Regions from separate parts of the Homo sapiens genome. Here region 2 is linked to region 1. A link is a loop called in an ENCODE intact Hi-C map of the cell type or tissue named here. Cell type or tissue: CD4-positive, alpha-beta T cell. All regions are shown on one strand. Each heading gives the region's core, and the rest is flanking DNA. Links, peaks and the distances in the headings are about the cores only.

Region 1 (7,664 bases), core at 1,704-6,703:
AAATCCTGTTCCCATGTGATATCTACTTATCTAACATTTCTAATTCCCTCTTCCCTGAAAGCCAATAAAATTCTAAATCTTTTCCACATGAGACTGTGGGCTTTTTGGGAAAAAGAAAATCAAGCATATGGCTCTCAGAAAATAAAATCTGCTTTGTGAGATAAAAATCTCCCTCCTTGCCCCCACCCTCCCAGCTACCCCATGGTATCACATTCTTTGGAGTTTCATTTTACATGTTGGGGCTGGGACAACAGACACATGTGTGTGCCTGCCTTGAGTGGTCATAATACATTGCAAAAAATCCTTCTGCAACCCCTCTCTTCCAGAGTGGTTTTTTCCTTCCTCAGCTATTCCCCACGGATGACATTAGCTCCCTTTTTAATTCCTTTCCCCTCGCTGCACGCTCTGATGTTACTTACCAACCCCCAGTGGATATGCAGAGGCTTATTCAGTGTCACATGTAATAGATAAAACAGCGGGGGCTTCTAATCGGAAAATGTTTTGCAGGCTGCAAAAGACTATGGAAAACCACAAAGCTGCCAATATGGTCCAGAGTTTATTAATACATATTTGGCACAAGTGTGGCACACAACACTGCCCTGTCCCCCATGGGGGATTAGTTACATGTTTACAGACATAGCATACTGTGGAAGGGGGGCAAGGATATAGCCCCCTTTCTAGGAACCTTCTGCAGAGCTTGTTTTTTTATCTGAGGCCCAGAGACATCCAGGTAGTATGCCTCTTCATGTGGGCACAGCATTAGAGGTTGCTTGAGTCTTCTTCCTATTTTATTTATTTTTATTTATTTATTTATTTATTTTTGTAGAGATGGGATCTTGCTTTGTTGCCCCAGCTGGTTTCAAACTCCTGGGCCCAAGTGATCCTTGCAACTTGGCCTCCCAAAGGGTTAGGATTACAGGTGTGAACTCGGCTTGTAGTGGTGTTTTTAAGAGGCTACCAATTCCTTTACACACTCCCATCAAGAGGTGGGGTTGGCCGGGCATGGTGGCTCACTCCTGTAATCCCAGCACGCTGGGAGGCCGAGACGGGCGGATCACGAGGTCAGGAGATCAAGACCATCCTGGCTAACACAGTGAAACCCTGTCTCTACTAAAAATACAAAAAATAGCCAGGCGTGGTGGTGGGCGCCTGTAGTCCCAGCTACTCAGGAGGCTGAGGCAGGAGAATGGCCTGAACCCAGGAGGCAGAGCTTGCAGTGAGCCGAGATTGAGCCACTGCACTCCAGCCTGGGTGACAGAGGGAGACTCCATCTCAAAAAAAAAAAAAAAAAAAGAGGTGGGGTCAACGTCTCCTCTGCTAAAATCTGGGCTCTGTGACCTCTCTGACCAAGCGAGTGCTGTGGGAGGACGCTATGGCCTCCCAAGGCGGGGTCAGAAGGGGCCAGGCCCACTCCACCTGCAGCTTTTGGGATGCTCGCTGTGGCCCCTTTTCTGGATACTCCTAAGCAGGAAGCTTCCACATTGTAAGGAGCCCAGTCTCATGGAGAGGCCTTGTGGGGTGCTCTGGTTGACTGTACTCCAGCCTCCAGGCACAGGCCCCAGGCATGCAAGTGAGGCCACTCTCTTGGAGGCACCACTCCCAGCGCCAGCCCACCCAGCGCTCAGCCATTTGCATCACCCGGGCCATTAAAGTCTTCCCCGCATCGCTCCAGAAACAGTAGAGCAGTGAAGAGCCGGGCCCACAGGTTCTGTGAATGTAACAAGACAGCCGTTTCATGCCCCTGAGTGTGTGTGGGATGGTTGCAGCAGGAGGAATCACAGCACACAGCCAGGTGAATGCTGAGCGTTAAAAGGGCCCTGGGTACATTCCAAGAACTAGACCTTCCAGGCCTCCTGGCTGGACCACCCACACCTCATCAAATCTATAGGGCCAGACTGCAGAAAAAACTCCTTGTCCATTGTTAAAACCCTGCAGAAAGAACCAGACTCTACAGCAGTCAGCACTGACTCGCTGCCACTCTGAACAAGGCCTGCTGGGACCTCCTACTCGACCTCCCTGTCCCTCCTGGGCCTCTCCGGCCTCCTCTCCTTCCACCTTCCCTCACTCACTCCCCAGCAATGCTGGTCTCCTCCTTTGGCCCCCCACACACCAGATATGGTCCCATCTCAGGGCCTTTGTTCCTGCAGTTCCCCCTGCCTGAACTGTCCCTCCTTGTATATTTGCCTGGCTGTCTCCCTCAATTCACAATTCCTTTAGGCCGGGAGTTCCCAAGCCCTGGCTGCAGACTGGTACCGGTCCATGGCCTGTTAGGAACTGGGCCACAGCATTAGATTCTCCTAGGAGCGCGAGCCCTATTGTAAATTGTGAGTTTGAAGAATCTAGGTTGCGCTCCTTATGAGAGTTTAATGCCTGATGATGGGAGGTGGAACAGTTTCATCCTGAAGCCATTCTACCCCAGTGCCCCGGTCCATGGAAAAATTGTCTTCCATGAAACTGGCCCCTAGTGCCAAGAAGGTTGGAAACCGCTGCTTTAGGCCTTTACTCAGAGCCACCTCCTCCATCAGTCCTTTGTGGCCATGCTCTCCAAAAGGGCAAATCCCCACCCATGTCTCCAATTTGCATGACTCTTTTTCTACTTTATTTTTCTCTTGAATACTTGTCACTATCTAAATACTTCTATTTTACTCATTTTTGTTGTTTATTATGCCTTTCCCACTAGAGTGTATGTTCAGTATGCACAGAAATACATCCCCCAGGGCCTAGAAGAATACCTGGCACAAGGAAAGCAGGCAGTCAATATCCATTGCAGAAATAAATGAATACTCTGTAACAAAGTTATGCTTTTGCTTTTATCCCGAGAAACAAACAGAGTATATGCCTATCACAATAAATATTTGTTAAGTGAATAAATGGGAGACATGCAGGATGGCTGGTTTATTGTTGCCTTTAGAAAACAGTATGAATTCCATCCTGCCGAGATCTCCTCCAACTTCCCTCTCCAGCTTCACCACCTGCCTCCCTCCTCTGCTCAACCGGAGCAGGTATTCCCCGGTTCAGTGCACTGAAGCCTGGCTTCTGCCATTTCCTCTGCCTGGAAGGTCCTGCATCTACCTCTTTGTGAACTTACAACCTGTTTGTCTCTTCAGGACCAGCTCAGGTACCACCTAGCTGGAGTCCCTTTGGCCTCTGGTGAATTCCATGTGCATTTCTCCCAGGTCCTGAGGTCCCTGGGTATCTGTCTCATCTCCTTCATCTGTCTGAATCCCAGAGAAGAGCAGGTGCTGCTCTGCCTTGTTCATATCTGTAGTCCTTACCTCCCTTCACTCATAGGCAGCTGCAGATACAGATGGGGTCTGGAGAATTTGGGGATGTGTTGGAGGGATGGGGTGAGAGAGGAGGTCTGGAGAACTCCATGTTCATATCCGATTCTGTCAGAGTTTGAGAAGTGCAACAACAGAAGTAGAACTAACTGACATGCCCCTATGACAGTGAAAAGAACACAGGTCTTGGAATCAGAGAGCCTGGTCTCATCTCCTTGCTAAGTCTCCTTAGACAAACCATTTACCTTTCCCAAGCCTTGGTTTCTTCAACTACAAAAATGTGTATGCCACAAGGATATTGTTTGGATAAAAGAATATCATTCTTGAGGGGGGAAGAAGTGTAAACTGGAAAACACTATGCAAATGTAAACGAATGTGTAAAAGATGTTCTAACCAGTGAAATTGACAAGAGTGTGGCTCAGGTTGCTGCCAGAGGGTGGCAGCAGCAGGCAGGGACTTTGGCCCACGGTCCTTTGAAAAAAGCTACCCTGGAAACTGCCAGAAAGGGATACATTCGCTGGGTTGCCCTGAGATGATCAGCTCATCTGACTGAAGAGATTGCCCTCTCTCCTGGAGTGGGATCTGGCCAGGGCTGAACCAAACCCCAGAAGTCTTCCCTTGAGTGATTTTCCCCAGATGTTTTTTACGGCCACCCTCACCATCACGATGCTGTCCTGAAATTTCCGGCATTCGGTGTAGGTGTTTTCTTGGTGACCTCATCTAGTCTTCACCACAAACTTTTGAGTATAAGTGAGCAGGCCAGATTGTAACTCCTTCCCACAGATCATCATTTTTTTTTTTAAATTTTCATTTTTATAGAGACAGGGTCTCACTATGTTGCCCAGGCTGGTCTTGAACTCTGGCCTCAAGCGATCCACTTGCCTTGACCTCCCAAAGTGTTGGGATTACAGGCGTGAGCCACGGCACCTGGCTGCACCTCACCATTTCAGACATGACAAAACTGAGGCCCAAAGAGGTTACTTTGAAGATCACACAGATACTAAATAGGAAAAAGTTAGAATTTGCATTTTAAGCCTGGGTTTCTTTTTTTAGCTTGAATTCCATTACATCATCACTTCTTTCACCTTGCTTGTTCAGTTATTCATACAACCAGCACTTTTTGGGCTCTTGCAGTTTGCTGGAGAGCTGCATAGACTTCCTACTACTTAGCCATGGTGGCCGCTCTCCTGGCCTAGGCGAGCCGATGTCTCCCACCCTTTCTGTTCAGAGCTAGGGCCTCAGTCTATCTTCCTCTACTCTGGGCAGCAGGCGCCACCTCCTTAGTGTTCTGGGGCTCATATCCCAAGCCCAACAGCTGAGAAAGGGCTCTGTCTCCCCCTGCTCCCTACATCACAGCTTCTTAGATCACAATCTCACAGGCCCTGCTGGCTTTATACTTAGGCAATCCTGAGAAATAACTAGGAAGAGGAGGGTAACAAAAACAAAAATAAAAAGCAGAGAAAAGTAACGCATACCTAAGGAATCATATAAAGTTTCCTAGTTCTTCTCAATCTACAGTTCACGACTTCTCTGCTACGAAGTCTTCAAGCCCTGAGCTTGAGTTCTCCTGACTTACTTCCGAAGGTGAAACTTCTCTATTTTGTCTCTTTTATTCTCTTAAGTTGGCCTCATTATCAGGAACATAGAGGCAATCTGGGAAGAAAGCTGACATTTGTTGAGCATCTCCTAGGGCCAGGCATCGTGCTAGACCCTGGACACACGTCACTTCATTTGACCTCACAATAGGCTTGAGAACAAAGCATTTGTCTTCTTTTACAAATGTGGAAACCGAGACGCAAAGACATGAAATGACATGCCTAAATTCGTGTTTCTAGCATGTGGTGGCTCAAAGCTCTTTTCCCTTAAAGCACATGATTATACAGCTAGCAACAAGCATGTACCCCTTCTCTCAGAGGTGTTTAACGCTTGGGGGAATTCCAAGGTCAGTGACTTTCATATCCGGAACCCAGGCTTCACACAGGAACTGGCACTGTGGGCCGATTCTGTCCTCTCTGCTTTGTGGGTGGGAAGCCCAAGAGGAAAAGAAAACTCAGTTTTTGCCTTGGAGGAGATAACACCTGACAAAGGAACAAGCTCTCAGAGACAGACTTTTTGGCTGGAAAAGAGTACATCTGCTGCCATGGTGCATGCATTGGTGGCCGATAACATTAGGCTGCTTTTGTGAGAACACTCACCTCTTTGCCTGGCAGTGACAATGTTTGTGGAATCTGATTTTGCTGCTGATACTGATACTGAAATTCTGCTGTGATCATCTAGATACAACCAAGATAAACATCAATAGGACCTGGCCACAGACACACAGTGTGGCCTTTCTGATCATCACTGAAGCCCTGGCAAATATCAGTTTTTTTTCTTTTTGTCGTTTTATAAGCACTTTGTTTTATTGCACAGAAGCAATTGAAACTGGACACAGGTGGAAAGTGCGCCCTGGCATAATTCAGTGCCCAGTGCCCGGCCCCACCTGGACCACTCTTCCAGAATAGAGGTCTCTGGGCAAGGGCTTGACCACTCCTTTGGAAAACAGAAGGCATTTGGGAACAGGTTAAGACATCTCAAGCATAATGTGTTTCTAACTGCTTGTGGTCATCTGTCAGTTGCACATAGAGGCAATAAATGCACTTATTTGGAAAGGAGGGGGGCAGTTTTTATAGTCAAGTATTTACGTATGGCATTTGGCATGTATCACATTCGGCTACATAAGCTATCATAACATAATTGTCCATCGCCTCGGGAGGGTGTGGGGGCAGGAGGCTGGGATTGCCCTCTTTTGCTAACATATTGCTAATGAAGTTCCTGTTTGAAGAGGGAGGCCCTGTCATCTAAGCAGTTTCTTCTTACATAAAAAGTAAAAATTGCATTACTCTGATCCTTGAGCTCCAGGACCCTTTTGAGTTTCTTTGGCTGCTCCAGACATTCCTTTCTCCCTGCCTTACTTCCCCTTGGCAGCCTTGTCTTCTGTGGCCTTCTCTGGAGGCCTGCTGTCTTTTTGGTCTGTGCTGGAGGATTTTTCAGCCTTTTCCGCCTTAGGTTCACTGAGCTCCTTTGAGAGGGTCGTCTTTGGCTTTGGGTCTTGGGTTTCTCCTCAGGCTTCTTGAACTCAGTGGCCTTCTCCTCCTTGGTATCTTTTTTCTCCATTGCTGCTGCCGCCTCCTCCCTCTCTGCTGGTTTTCTGGGTTCCTTGGCCTTGGCATCATCTGGTTCCTTCTTGGCCATCTCTGTCTTCTCTTTGGGTTTAGCGTCTTCCTTCACCTCCACCTTGGCAGGAGCCTCCTTCTCTAAGGTGGCTGCTTTTTTCTTATCTTCAGCCTCTTCCTTCTTGGCTTCAACTTTGGATTCTTTGGGCTTTTCGATGGCAGCTTCCTTCTCCTCCACCTCGGGCTTTGGAGCCTCCTTGTTGGATGACTCCTCTTTCTTGCTCTCCTTCTCTGTTTTTGGCGTGGCGGTAGCTTTCTCTTCCTCTGCCTTCTTTGCAGGCTCTTTGACTTTTACGTCCTGGGGCTTCTCCTCCTCCTTCACTGGGGACTTCACCTCTTCCTTCTTTGGGATCTCCTTCTCGGGGGCCTTGGCATCCTCTTTCAGGGGAGACTTCACCTTCTCTGGGAACTTGACCTCCTCTTTGACAGGGCTTTTGGCCTTTTTGGGGGATTTATCTGCAGAGGGCCTTGCTTCCTCCTTTGCTGGAGTGTTGGCTTCTGGAGACTTCACATCAAGAGTCTTGGCCTTCTCAGGGGACTTTGCTTCTTCCTTCACTGGGGACTTGGCCTTCTTTGGAGACTTGGCCTCAGCCAGTGACTTTGCCTCTTCCTTTGCTGGGGACTTGGCCTTCCCGGGGGGACTTGATCTCAGCTGGAGATTTTGCTTCCTCTTTCTGTGGGGACTTGGCCTTAGCCAGTGACTTTGCCTCTTCCTTTGTTGGGGACTTGGCCTTCCCAGAAGACTTCACCTCAGCTGGGGATTTTGCTTCCTCCTTCTCTGGGGACTTGGCCTCAGCCGGTGACTTTGCCTCTTCCTTCACTGGGGACTTGGCTTCCTTCTCTGGGGATGTGGCCTCTTCTGCTAGGGGAGACTTTGCTTCTTCTTCTCCCCCTTTTGCCTCCTCTTCTTCACCCCCTTCTTCCTCCTTGACCTCCTCCTCTTTGGCCTCTTTCTCCTCTTCTTCAGTCACTTTTTCAGTCACTTGGGTCTCCTCTGTCTGTTCCTCCACAATCACAGTTTCTTTCTCAGACTTCTCTACCACTTTGATCTTCTCTTTGCTTTAGACCTTTATGTGAGTGGACATGGAGGGCATTTGGAGGAGTCCTTCTGGAAGTGAGAAAGGAATTGGGCCAAAGCCAGTCTGACATTCCTCACCTTCCAGGAGTT
Region 2 (7,664 bases), core at 909-5,908, 140 kb after region 1:
CCATGCCTGGCTAATTGTTGTATTTTTAGTAGAGATGGGGTTTCACTATGTTGGCCAGGCTGGTCTTGAACTCCTGACCTCTTATTTTCTGAGACAGTTTCTCACTGTGTCAGCCAGGCTGGAATGCAGTGGTACAGTCATAGTTTACTATAACCTTGAACTCTTGGGCTCAAGCAATCCTCCCACTTCAGCTTCCTGGGTAGCTGGGACTACAGACACACACCACTACATCTGGCTAATTAAAAAAAAATTTTGTAACAGTCTTGCTATGTTGCCCAGCCTAGGTTAGTCAATTTAGATGGCAGGCCAAAGGCAGAGAGCATAGCCTGTACCACTTCCCTAATATCTTAACAATTGGACAGATTTAGCTGTAGTTTTCTACACTTCTGCTGCTCATGGAATTGAGGATTTTGCAACAATAACCACCAGCCCTCAGCCCCACTCTTGGTACTGAAATGAGAAAAGTTCCCTTGCCCCCCTTGCAGGGCGCGCGATGGGGATGTGGCTCGCTTCTTCAGTGAGCGGCTGTTAAACCTCTAGGGGAGCATACAGAGAGGCAAGCTGTGGGGCTCCGACCCCACTGCAGTGTCTAGGGGTGGATGTTTACAGCTCCTGAAGCCCCAGTGGGCGCGTGTTACAGGGTGCTCTTTTAGTTTGGCCGTCTATAGGCAGCTTGTGTTAACCAGCTCAATTAGACCCTCTACCTTGTTGCAAGGACAGAAGGCTTTCTGTATCCCGAGGTTCTTGCCTTGGTGTACTGGCGGGCTTGGAGAATGGGTGCAAGGTTTTTTTATTGAGTGGAAGTAGCTTTCAGCAGATGGGTGAGCCAGAAGGGAAATGGTTTTCCCCTGGAGTCGAGTTGCTTGACGACGGACCAGGCTCTCCTCTAACTGCCCCAAGCCCAACTCCATGACGTTCTGCCGGTTGGTGGCCTGCTGGCGTGCCGGTGCCTGTCGGTGTGTCCCTCTCCACCTCCAGCCACCTGTGTATTCCTCCGCTGATAGGCTCCTCTCGCCGTCCAGCTGCCTGTGTGTCTGCCTGCTAGGGTCTCCGGGGTTTTTATAGGCACAGGATGGGGGTGTGGCAGGCCAGGGTGGTCTTAGGAAATGCAACATTTGGGAAGAAAAACAAAAATGCCTGTCTCACCTAGGTCTGTGTGGGTAGAGCTCTAGCCAGGGACCACGCCCTCCTCTACCCAGCACTTCCCTTCCCCCATTCTATATCATTTAAAGGGACCATGCTTTTCCCTTCCCAGCACTGCTATTGCAGTACAAATTTATGGTTTAGTTAGGGTAGGTTAAATGGCTACCAGTAGTTGACCTAAGAATTTAATCACTCTAATACAAAAAATACATTTCTCCTTCTTTTTTTTTTTTTTTTTTTTTTTCTGAGACAGAGTCTTGCTCTGTCGCTCAGGCTGGAGTGCAGTGGCACAATCTTGGCTCACTGCAACCTCCGCCTACCAGGCTCAAGCGATTCTCCTGCCTCAGCCTGCCAAGAAGCTGGGATTACAGGCATGCACCACCACGCTTGGCTAATTTTTTGTATTTTTAGTAGAGATGGGGTTTCGCCATGTTGGTCAGGCTAGTCTTGAACTCCTGACCTCAGGTGATCCACCTGCCTCAGCCTCCTAAAGTGCTGGGATTATAGGCATGAGCCACCACGCATGCAACTGTCCAGGATAGGTGCTCCAGAGATTCAGGGACCCAGACTACATGAGTCTATGTCTTCGTAAGCAAAGGACTCATGTTAGTGAATAGTCTGACTAAATGTCTTATCTTAGACATTTTCCTATTAAGAGGTATAGATCTGCAATAAGAAAGTAAATTCTGCTGCTTAGTCAAAACTCAGAATTTTCAGCCAATAGAATTTAGTGTATGTGACAATAGGGCATCTGTATTAGAGAATGCCCATTTAAGGCTCTCTTAATTGCCCAATCTGAACCCATAACGCTGTGGGGCTATTATGAGCTTTGCACAAACCTGGATTCAAATATTGCCATTCCTATTACTTACTGCCTATGTGACTTTGGGCAAATTACTTAATCTTTCTGAACCTTTGAATGCAGATATTAAAACAAACCTACCCAATGTGTAGATTTGATTTGATATAATATATATCAAATAGATATATAAGTTTGGCATTTACTAAGTGTTGAATAAATGGTAGCTATACTTATTTGAGGAGCTCACAGTTATGATATCGGAACGTGGGTATGAATTTGGACAGATCTGTGTTTGGATCCTCATTCTTGCTAGTTGTATGTATGACCTGGGCAATTCTTTCCTTATTAGGTTCCTCATCTGTTAAATAGGGATCATAATACCTATCTCTGAGTGTGGTTATAAGGATTATACACAAAAGACTCCTAGTATAGTAATTAACACAAACATTCATTCAATATAAGGCTTCAGTTCTTGTTTTTATTTTTATTACTTTCTTTTCAGATTAAGAAGGCAATGTATGCTCAACTAATTTTGAAAAATACAAAAGGTTATGAAGGAGGAAATAAAAACCTACTGAACATCCACTACCTGGAAGACATTGTCAATGTTATATCTTGAGGGCTTCATTCCAGCCTTTCTTTTTTTATTAGGCTATTGTTTTTAAAGCTATGGACTGTGGAGTTCCCTTTGGTTCTATACACAGGGAGTTCCCCACTTTGTGTTGTGAAAGGGAAGCCAGAAATCCCTACCAGTGTAAAAATAACCTCCCCATTAAAACCAAAAGCCTCCAGTTAATAATAGAGAGCTTCAAGTGAAGAAATAATAGCCCTTCCTAAATTAGGCTAGATTTGCTGCCATCTTGGAAAGAGGAATGAAACCCCATAGGAATAGGAAGGGCTGGGAAGATCTGGGGGTGTGTGTGAGTCTGGGGCTGCTGAAGACACTTGACCAATTTACAGTCTCGCCGTGGGCTAGTTCTGCTAGGAGAACATCTAGTACTGATTCCAGTCAATAGGGTATTCTAGTCACAGAAGGACTGTGAGATTTGGCAAAGATCACAAAGCAAGAAATGCAGACAGAAACACTCAAAAATTGCAGCTTGGGATAGAGCAGAAGTAAAACCCCAAATTCTGGATTCACATGTTCTGACATACCCAGTTTATCTGGAACAAGAATCAAAAATTTAAACTGAACAGCTACCAATCAGGACTTATGTCTTCCCTAAAAGGCTCTGCAGTATGGGCACTCAAGGAATATTTTTAAAAAAAATAATCAGTGATAATCTGATAATGAAATAACAGATGAGTTTGTCATTTTAATTTCTGTACCTCCCCTTCCTATTATCACTGCCCAGACATTTTGCCTTAGTCTTTAAAATGTAAATTTACCTACAGCTATTCATTCTGCCTATTCTAATGCCTGTCAAACCAAAATGAAAGAAAACTGTACCAAGGCAAGTCTGAGATCTTCGTCTCAATCAGTAAAATCTTCCGCGGAAGCTTGCACTACTCAAGCAAGACAGATCTGAGCTCTTGATACAGTTAGGAAATGTGACCTACTTTAAAACCCAGCAGAGTGTGTGTGTGTGTGTGTGTGTGTGTGTGTGTGTGTGTGTGTGATGAAAGTGAATTGTTTTGCTGAAATCTGACACTAAAAATAGGGCACCGGATCCTTCCCCTGCTGGAAAAAGAAAAAAAAGAAAGACATTAAAATGAGTGTGTGTCTGTATGTCTGGGAATATGTCTCCATGGCAACCATTGTCCCACCTCCCCTATCAACAGCATTACCCCTCTCCACGGAAAGAGGGCATATGAACGCCTTTCCCAGCACCCCTCTCAATCCCTTACTCCATGAAATCTAATTAAAGAGTGAAATGAATTTTAGCGCTGGTTCCAGAGGCTGGGAGAAGTCCACGACTTGGGGGCAGGGTAAAGAGAGGAGCGCTGGGGGAGGGACAGGGAGACCTGCCCTTCCACACTGGAGCAGCAGCACGCGACTCTGTTCTCATTTTTAAAAAGAGCCACAGCTCCCACGCTGAGGAGCTGGAAGGGAGTGATAAACCTGCCATGCAACGATGTTATTACTTTAATGGATACAGGACCGGTTGAGCACTTTATTTCCACCAGGGCTTTTTACTTTGCATCTTCCCTTTCCACAACATCCAGTTTTCCTCAGACACTCCCCCCTTTACTAATGAACGTTGTCCCCATTTCTAATCCCGCTCAGGTGAGGGAGAAAGCAAGCATTATTTGAGATAATAGGTCTGCCTCTGGGGTGAGGCGTATGAGTCAATCACACTGGTGAACAACCCCACCCCCCAACCTCAAAAATCCTTTTCTGTATAGATTAGAAGCCAGAGAAGAATAGGGGGACATGGAGTGGTGAGGAAGACACTCTGGGGAGGTTGAAGCTGATTTGGGCAAATGAGCTTCAGGGTTTTTTTAGCATCTGCCAGGGACCTCCCTTCCCCCTTTCCAGCAGCTGCCTGCCCTCCCTCCTCCTTCCCCCACCTTTAGTGTCCAGTCAGCAGCAGCTCAGGCGCCTCCCTCTCCCTCCTTTTTGGCCATCCCTGCCCTTAGCTATCTGGGCATCTGTTCCTCATTCCTGCATCCAAACATTTTCTCCAGGTTGGCTGTCAGTCCGGCATTGTGCTGCAGGGGTCTCAGCTGGAGCAGAATTGCCTTCACATGAGCATGAGCATTCGGACAGGTCTGGACTTGTCCCTCTGACAAGGAGGAAGCGGTGGCAGGAAGCCTGTGGGCCCTCCTGGGAGAGAGGGGAGAGTTAGTTTTACACGGGCTCCAACTGTGTGATGTTTCAGCGACAAGAAGAAGGAAGAGCATGAAGAGTAAATCGGAGCCTGTCACTCAGACTTGTGTCTTCTGTCCTGGTGGACTGAGTGTGGCGGGCTGCAAGCACAAGGAAAGTCAAAGATGTGCTTTTTTACCCACAACAGGGTGGCAGGGTCGAGAGTCGATTGGCACAGGGCAGCCAGCGTGTGACTGTGGGCACCAGCAGGAGACAGCACCAGCTGTGGCATCTGCAGTAGCCGCCACCTTGACTGCCAGCCCTGCCGCTTCAGCAGCAGGCACCTCCATGTCCTTGGAAGGGATAACCAGCCTCTCCACCTGGACAGTGGGCCTTAAGCGAGCCTTCCCTTCTTGCAGCCAACTGAGGCAGCCGGCACCCTTGCTTGCCAGATACCCTGAAGCGTTCTGGAAAAAGTCAGGGAAGACCCACAAGCATGGGTCACTGTCAAACCAGAGAAATTCCTCTGACTTTAGTTTTTTTTTTTTTTGCCCAGGTTGATGTGGCTTAGGGCACATGGCTTATCCACAGTATAATCATGAGAACCAATATTTACTAAGTCCTCACTCTGGGCCAGAAATTCTTCTAAGCATTTACCAACTCACTTAGACTTGCAAGAGCCTGTGAAACAGATGTCATTCTTGTCTCCATTTGACAGAGGAGGTAAGAATATTCTCAAGGTTATATAGCTAGAAAGTGGCAGTGGCCAGGGTGCGATGGCTGACGCCTGTAATCTCAGCACTTTGGGAGGCCAAGACAAGTGGATTTCTTGAGCCCAGGAGTTTGGGACCAGCCTGGGCAACATAGTAAGACCTCATCTCTATAAAAATTTAAAAATAAATAAATAAAAAGTAAAAATACAGCTAGAAAGTGGCAAAGTTATGGTCTCAAATCAGACAGTTTGAACTCAGAGCCCATGTGCTGGCCTCTCAGACTGGGATCTACTCAGTCACTGGACAACAACAAATCTCCAGTCTTCATCAGATTATCTGATTTTTTCCAAATTGCTTAGGAATTCTTTAAACATCAAAAATTCATTATATAACCATTATGTAAATAACATCATTAAAAGCATGTTCAAATGAGAAAAAGAAGTCACTACTAAACTTACCACCCCAAAGCAACTGATTTTATATATGCATGCTTTTTTGATCCTTGCACTCACATGTTCCATATAGTGAAATATAATTCTGTATTATGATTATTTCCTGATGTTATAACATTGTATTATAAGTGTATTTTCATAAGGTTATTTTCTGACATTTTAATTGCTGGGTAGCATTCCTTCAAGTTGATGTACCATAATTGACTTAGCTACTTCCCTATTTTGAACATTTAGATTGTTTCCACTTAAAAATTTGAAAAATAAACAAACTCTTTGCTCTCATTTTTTCCTTTTATCAAATGCCTTGACCGTCCAGACGCAGGAGAGATGTTTAACCTGTGCAATTGAAGCTATTTTGATAACCTTTAGCTTATCCTTAAGGTTTATGCAAAGGTTAAAAGTGTATGAGCTGGAAGAATTTCATTCTGTACTATTCATTGCTGAAGGACTTGGAAGGAATGAAATGGTGAATGGAATTGCGCTCAGAGTATTGCTGCCAAGGTGCTAGAATGGTGTATGTAACAGACACAGGCCAAGGAGGCTGAGCAGCAGACTTGCAGAGTCAACATTTTTAACTTGGTAACAGATGGCCCACTGGTCAGAGCTCAAAAGGCTTGGGCTCCGTAAACCAACAGGACCCAGGCATATGATTCAAATGTTCTCAGTAACCAGAGGGACCGCTACTGTCCACTTGCCAAGGGCTGTGGTGACATGTGTGAATATGCAAGAGACGGGAATTATTTATCTTCCCCTAACCTCGATATTTCATTAGCCTCAGATAGAGACTGCTTTTTTTTTTTTTTTTTTTTTTTGAAACGGAGTTCCGTTCTTGTTGCCTAGGCTGGAGAGCAATGGTGCGATCTTGGCTCACTGCAACCTCTGCCTCCTGGGTTCAAGTGATTCTCCTGCCTCAGCCTCCCAAGTAGCTGGGATTACAGGCGCCTGTCACCACACCCAGCTAATTTTTGTATTTTTAGTAGAGATGGGGTTGCATTATGTTGGTCAGGCTTATCTCGAACTCCTGACCTCAGGTGATCCACCCACCTCGGCATCCCAGAGTCCTGGTGTTACAGGCGTGAGCCACCGCACCTGGCCGAGACTTCTAAAACTCTGAATCACCACTGACTGTATTCCCAACTCCATCTGGACTCAGCCCTTCCGAAATAATGAGAAAACCTCCCTATCTAGGGTATGCTTAGACAAGATGAGATTCAGCTTAAACCCTGGTAATAATTATCATTCTCCCCGTATCCCGAAAGCTCAATCCTGGTTGCTAAGTCAATCCAGACAGGCAAAGGGGTTTAAGAAAGCCAGGACTAGGGAGAGACAAGTGAGGTGCCTAGTGGGCAAAATTGAAGGAGGCATCACTTGCAAGTGCCGGCCCTGCACTTGTGTGACCCTGAGAATGAGGGCCTCCTTACATTTTGTGCCCTGAGCATCTCACTTGCTCACCCTGCTGGCCTTGCCCTAATGTCGCAGCAAAGCTCTGGCTTAGTCATTGCTGTCCTTATCAACTCCCTGCCCCTGTTAGGCTTAGAATAACTAGTTGAACCTAGGTCCTTGACCTTGGCAGGTGAAGAAATGGGCCACATCCACTAAGGTAGCAGTAGTAGAAGGGCATAGGCTGATAGCCTTCACAGGACCAGGTGGAAAGTGGAAGCCCATGTTCTCCAACCAACTGTGGACAAACAAAAGGACCAAACAGCCAGAACTGTAACTTCAATACGCACTGGCACTTGTGTTTTTAAGCTTGCCGAGAGAATTAACGTTCAACAGCTGTGCGTATTCACACTGCTGAATGCATA

Evidence for each region. Peaks named below come from ENCODE experiments on the same cell type or tissue, not always from the same donor. Only the 100,000 strongest peaks of a DNase experiment are listed, where the experiment ranks them.
Region 2: a loop joins it to region 1, with 7 times the contacts of the local background. A loop is called at or near these places in 15 of 110 quality-filtered maps.

Annotation. Positions count from the first base shown.
Region 1 is chr1:116,733,750-116,741,413 of GRCh38, forward strand. It overlaps the pseudogene NEFHP1. Among named protein-coding and RNA genes, the nearest start is that of CD2, 17 kb to the right of the region's middle. RefSeq lists enhancers at 4,358-4,657, 5,126-5,335. In CD4-positive, alpha-beta T cell, for the core only: CTCF peaks have their summits at 3,714 (motif pointing right) and 3,913; DNase peaks (open chromatin) are centred at 3,842, 4,302 and 5,222; H3K4me3 peaks cover 338 bases; H3K27ac peaks cover 3,450 bases.
Region 2 is chr1:116,874,660-116,882,323 of GRCh38, forward strand. LOC105378927 (a long non-coding RNA gene) reads left to right here and starts at 5,359. Exons shown (of 3, transcript XR_001737804.2): 1 at 5,359-5,417. RefSeq lists enhancers at 4,002-4,533, 4,029-5,228, 4,534-5,065, 4,594-4,883, 4,934-5,013. In CD4-positive, alpha-beta T cell, for the core only: no CTCF peak of the experiment used is centred there; DNase peaks (open chromatin) are centred at 3,572 and 4,332; H3K4me3 peaks cover 779 bases; H3K27ac peaks cover 1,624 bases.